Linked DNA regions of Homo sapiens: region 2 is linked to region 1. Evidence: chromatin contacts called from ENCODE Hi-C data. All regions are on one chromosome and are shown on one strand. Each heading gives the region's core, a stretch centred on a gene start or an enhancer-like site at or near the end of the contact. The rest is flanking DNA. Distances are from core to core; before and after follow the strand shown.

Region 1 (2,700 bases), core at 9-2,508:
GCAGAGGAAAGAGCATCAGATAGTCCTAAATAGTTCGACCACTGACCACCTGCTGACCATGGAGGAGTCACCTACTTACAGGCTGCAGGGTTGTTGTGAAAATTAAATAAGGTAAAATAGGGGAAATTATTGTGATATAGTAGAGTGGAAGGGACTTAAAAATCATTTAGTCAACTTGACACTTCTTCTGAGACTTTTTTTTTTTTTTTTTTTTTTGAGACGGAGTCTCGCTCTGTCGCCCAGGCTGGAGTGCAGTGGCGCGATCTCGGCTCACTGCAAGCTCTGCCTCCCGGGTTCACACCATTCTCCTGTCTCAGCCTCCCGAGTAGCTGGGACTACAGGCGCCCACCATCATGCCCGGCTAATTTTTTGTATTTTTTAGTAGAGACGGGGTTTCACCATGTTAGCCAGGATGGTCTTGATCTCCTGACATCGTGATCTACTCGCCTCAGCCTCCCAAAGTGCTGGGATTACAGGCGTGAGCCACCCCGCCTGGCCAGAGACTACATTTTATACATATAAAATCTCAAGGCATTTACTTGAAATTTCTTGACGCAGACAATGTAATATAAAATGAGTTGCAAAGTTCGGAGAACGCTAGAGCCAGCTAACTCCTTGATGGCATTGCATTGCTAGGTCTACTTTCTTGCCCTAGCAAAAATGGCAGTTTCCTTTCTGGATTACTCCCTCCTCACCTTCTGTTAGTTTCAGAGTGACTTGTTGATAACTGCCAAGGTCCCCAGAAAGCGCCTAGCCAAAAAGGTTCTTCACTTCTCTTTAAAGATGTGCACTCCCTAATACATGAAACAGCATTTTCTATTTCTTAATTTTTCTCTCATTTCCAGCTGCTGCTTTCACCGTCTTCTGGTATTTTTTTGTTTGGTCGTCCACTGCTAAACTCCCAGCTCTTCAGAATTCAAAATGAGCTTTGCATCCAAGCTGTTGTGGGTTCGAATCCTGGGTCTATCTAGCGTTTCTTTCTCCATCTGTAAAACAGGGTTAAAAATACCTATTTTGTAAAGTTGTTCTCACATGTGGGTATTGAAGAGCTTAATAGTGTGGGTGGTGTTTTAAAGGTGACGCATCCTTACAACAGGAAAGGGCTTACCCTCTTCCGCAGTTCTGGCTTCGAGGAGGTCAAGCCCTTTAAGGTGGCATCGCCCTAAGTCGCAGGAGCGGGTCTCTCCGCCCCTCCCTCGGGCCGGGGGGCGGGGCCTCCTAATCCGGAACTGAAGGTCTTGCGTAGCCGGCACCGCCCATCTGCGTCCCGGAAGGAGCGAGCTTGCGGAGCGTGAACCAGTGAGTGAAAGCGGCGCCGCCCGCCGGCCGCAGGTGCGGCAAAGCCAGTGTCATCTGCCGGTTCTCTTAGGGCTCCCGGAAAGAAGGAGGGCTAGCCGCGTGCGTTCGCGCCGCGCCTCCTTGCGTTTCTGTTCCCCAAATAGGGCCTCTCCTTCTCCCGCCGCCCAGGCCCCTGCGTGGGCTGGACGCGTCAGCCCCACACATTAGCCTCGCTGCGGCGCCCAGACTCTGCTTTGCCTCCCCGTCCCGGTCCCTGGCCCCTGCCCTGTCGCCCGCCGCCGGAGCGGTGACCGCCCGGCCCGCCGTTCTTCTGCTGCCACCGCTGTCGGCACCATGGGCAGTGAGCAGAGCTCCGAGGCCGAGAGCCGACCCAACGATCTGAACTCCTCAGGTCGGTGTCCTAACCTCCCACCCTCCTCCAGCCCGCCCTGTCCCCTTGCAGAGCGGGCTGCCTCCCAGACTAGGGTCAGGGACTGCGGACGGGAACGCACAGAAAAAGCCTTCACCGTGCTAGTAGGAAAAAAAAAAAGTCACCATCTGTCCTGGCCTCGATTCCCCTGATGGAAGTGCGTGTGACTGCAAGCTAAGCCAGCGTGGGCGCCAGTGCCCTTATTTATTTTCAAAACAGCCGTTTCTCCCAGCTACAGCCTCCTGTTTAAAAGACGAGCTAATTAATTTTTGGCTCTAGTGCTCATGGCTGATGTAGTGAGATTTGGCTCACACAGTGGATGGATTATAGGACCTCTAAGAACAGTCTGTTTCTTAAAAACGGGTGTTAGAGGTTCCTTTTCTGAAGGGATATGTGATAGGTGTCCACTTGCTTTGAACCCTTTAGTGCAAAGGTCTCCAGAAACAGCTTTTTCTTCTCAGAAGGTGTCTTGGTCCGTTTTCTAATCTTGTAGAGGTTGGCCAGACAGCAGGCACTGGTGTTTTCCATTGTTGTTCTCTGTCCATGATTTTTAGACTTCTCTAAGCGTTTGAGACAAGAATGGGAGGATTATTGTGTTTGCAATACAGTGAGTGTTCAATAAATAGATAAAGCAGCTGATGTTTAATTGAGGACCATTTGCTGCTTTTTTTGTTACCCACACGCTAGGACAGCTGGGAGTGCTTTGGTTAAGCTCCGGGGTTGCTAACGCAAATTGGTTAAATCTGGGGCCTAAAAAGAGTCGCCGATTTTAGAAGTTCTCTGTTCTTGATAGGAGCTGTAATTCAGAAATAGGCAAGCTAATAGATCTAAGGGTGTTTCACTTTAAGGTGTGACTTTCAAGACTAGTTCAGACCTACATTCTGGGGACTGGATTGGGGCAGCTTTGAATGGTGAGCAGCATCTACTAGCTTTGCTACGTTTTTCTATTTCCTTGGAAGGGCCAGAGTGTCATATCTGTTATAAGAAATATA
Region 2 (2,700 bases), core at 194-2,693, 530 kb before region 1:
TGGCTCACGCCTGTAATCCCAGCACTTTGGGAGGCTGAGGTGGGCGGATCACAAAGTCAGGAGATCCAGACCATCCTGGCTAACACGGCAAAACCCCATCTCTACTAAAAATACAAAAAAAAAATTAGCTGGGTGTGGTGGTGGGCACCTGTAGTCCCAGCTTCTCGGGAGGCTGAGGTGGGAAAATGGTGTGAACCCGGGAGGTGGAGCTTACAGTGAGCCGAGATGGCGCCACTGCACTCCAGCCTGGGCAACAGAGTGAGACTCAGTCTCAAAAAAATAAAGAAAGAAAGAAGAAACAAGGGCGACTGGAAGGTGTGGGGCCTTGGCCACAGAAAGAATGGAGTTTGCCTTCTCTGTGATGGGAAAGATTGGGAACAGCAGATTTAGATGAGTGACATCTGGAGGTTGGTTGGCCTCATTAAGCCTAACGTGCCTATTAAGCATCAAAATGGAGATGTTGACCGGGCACAGTGGCTCATGCCTGTAATCCCAGCACTTTGGGAGTCTGAGGCAGGAGGATTGCTTGAGGCTAGAGTTTGAGACCAGCCTGGGCAACATAGCAAGACCCCATCTCTTAAAAAAAAAATGTGTTTTAGATTAGCCGGGTATGGTGGCTCACTTGTAGTCCTAACCACTTGGAAGGCTGAGGCAAGGGGATCACTTGAAGCCAGGAGTTCGAGGCTGCAGTGAACCATGATCCCACCACCATACAACAACTCTGTTGTCTGGGCAACAGAGGGAGATTCTGTCTCTTAAAAACAAACATGGAGATGCATTGTCACCTCCCACCCTCACCCCCATTTGAACACACACTCACATATATCTCACGTCCTAATCCTACTGAACTACTCAACATTTCCCCAAACCGGTTGTGCTCTTTTCATGTGTGCAGGCCTTGCATCCGCTGTTCCTCTGACTGGAAAGCTGTTGGCCCATCCAGTTGAGAAAGTCTTCCCTGGCCGTGCACGAATGCACTAACTTGTAAATGTCTCTTTACATTCCTTTCTTCCCTTCCAGACCGCAAAATCCAGTCTCATTCACCTTGACATGCCCTGCGCCTGATCCGGGACGCGAGGCATAGTGGGCATCTCCTAGGTTAGACGGATGGGTGAGTGGGTGAGTGAACGGAGAGGTGGACAAAATGAGTGCTCAGCAGTTAGACCCAACTGTGTTTTGATGGTAGTGATGGGAATTCCCCTGGCACATGGCCAGGTGAGATGATCATTCAGCCTGAAATGAAAGAAACAGCAGATGTCAGGAAGTTTTTGTTAATCCTGCCTTGTGCGTTAGAACTCTCCCGCATACGTCCCCTTTCCCGCACACTCTCTCTACCTTTCTCCCCCATTTCTAGCTCCTGGTCTTATTCATCTGTAGCATCAGTAAACATATACCCTTTACTGTTCACATCCAGGTCTGTAGGGGAAATTTTGGTTATAAAACCGGAAGAGTGTTTAACCTAATGTCCTGCTGCGGGCTTGCTTTCCACGGGCCTCCGGGTCTGTTAAAATGATCAGGCCTCATTATTTAGGAAGCTGCCTCAGCCAGGCATTACTAATTTGGGCATTACTAATTCAGATGCCTATTCAGGCAAATGAGCAATGAATGTAAAGTGCTTTTGTCAGTGAATTGCAAGTGAAGAGAAGAGGGAGTGGGGGAAGTAAAGGGAAAGTGATAGAATGTTTGAGCTTTGCTTCATTTCCAGAAAGGACAGCCATTGCTTCCTGGAAGCTGGGCTTGGCAACAGGCATGGAGGAATGGGAAAGATTTATTTCCCTTTGCCAAAGCTCAATAATTCAGCTTGAGTATTTCAAATCAATACATTTCTTGCAAAGTTTCCAAGGGCTGCATTAAAACAGCCATTTTTAAAAATTATCAGTACATGACAGCATCCTCCGACGAGACTGGCATGTCAGGGATGAGTCGAGTCTTCCAAATAGACAAGACTCCAGTGAGAAAGGAGGCTGCCACAAGCAGGAAAAGCGAAGTTAGAGCTGACAGCAAGACCAACCGCACCTGTAGGGCCTCTGGCGTTCACACACCTCATTGGTTTTGTGGGGGCTCTTTCTGAGATGAGCAGCTGGATCGCTCCTCCTAAGGGCTTGCATGGGGGAATCTGTGACTATAACTCCGTATTTCTTTGAAGATGCAATTCATCACTGAACTTGGGAAAGACTAACTTGGGGAGGTCTCCACCACGATCTAGGATTGCTAAGATGTCTGACAGGCTGAGTCACTCATACTTTTGTGAACTATTAAAAATTTCATAGTTCTGACATCTGGACATCTTGACTTTCGGTGATAGGAGATATGGAAAGACAGTAAAAGGCTGTGTCTTTACTGTTGTTTTAATCCCCACTAGAGAGTCCTTTTTTTCTTTTTTTTTTTTTTTGAGTTGGAGTCTGGCACCGTCTCCCAGGCTGGAGTGCGGTGGTACGATCTCTGCTCACTGCAACCTCTGCCTCCCAGGTGGAAATGATTCTCTTGCCTCAGCCTTCCAAGTAACTGGGATGACAGGCTCCCATCACTAGGCCAGGCTAATTTTTTGTATTTTCAGTAGAGACGGGGTTTCACTATGTTGGCCAGGCTGGTCTCAGACCCCTGACCTTGTGATCCGCCTGCCTCGGCCTCCCAAAATGCGGGATTACAGGTGTGAGCCACCGCACCCGGCCAGTAATTCCTTCTATTTCGATGTTTCAT

What was found. A loop is a pair of places that touch in the nucleus more often than their neighbours do. Pooled maps may share reads with other maps.
Region 2: a pooled map shows a loop between it and region 1 (2.9-fold over the local background). The contact joins the enhancer-like site here to the promoter of BORCS5 in region 1. A Hi-C loop is called at or near these places in 1 of 168 maps with a recorded cell type or tissue (B cell), 2 of 37 single-sample maps with no recorded cell type and 7 of 50 pooled maps.

The regions. Positions count from the first base shown.
Region 1 is chr12:12,355,820-12,358,519 of GRCh38, forward strand. It overlaps BORCS5 (BLOC-1 related complex subunit 5), which reads left to right and starts at 1,259. Exons shown (of 4, transcript NM_058169.6): 1 at 1,259-1,690. The coding sequence starts at 1,633. LOH12CR2 (loss of heterozygosity on chromosome 12, region 2) reads right to left here and starts at 1,248. Exons shown (of 2, transcript NR_024061.1): 1 at 1,109-1,248; 2 at 1-986. RefSeq lists enhancers at 1,044-1,722, 2,609-2,688 and a silencer at 1,589-1,668.
Region 2 is chr12:11,821,093-11,823,792 of GRCh38, forward strand. The region is part of intron 2 of ETV6 (ETS variant transcription factor 6); the gene reads left to right. Among named protein-coding and RNA genes, the nearest start is that of ETV6, 170 kb to the left of the region's middle. RefSeq lists enhancers at 1,657-1,706, 2,131-2,270. Within about 2 kb of position 1,444, at least 13 of the 41 ENCODE cell types and tissues checked have a DNase peak (open chromatin) inside an H3K27ac peak, as active enhancers do; they include B cell, where a contact is called at or near this core.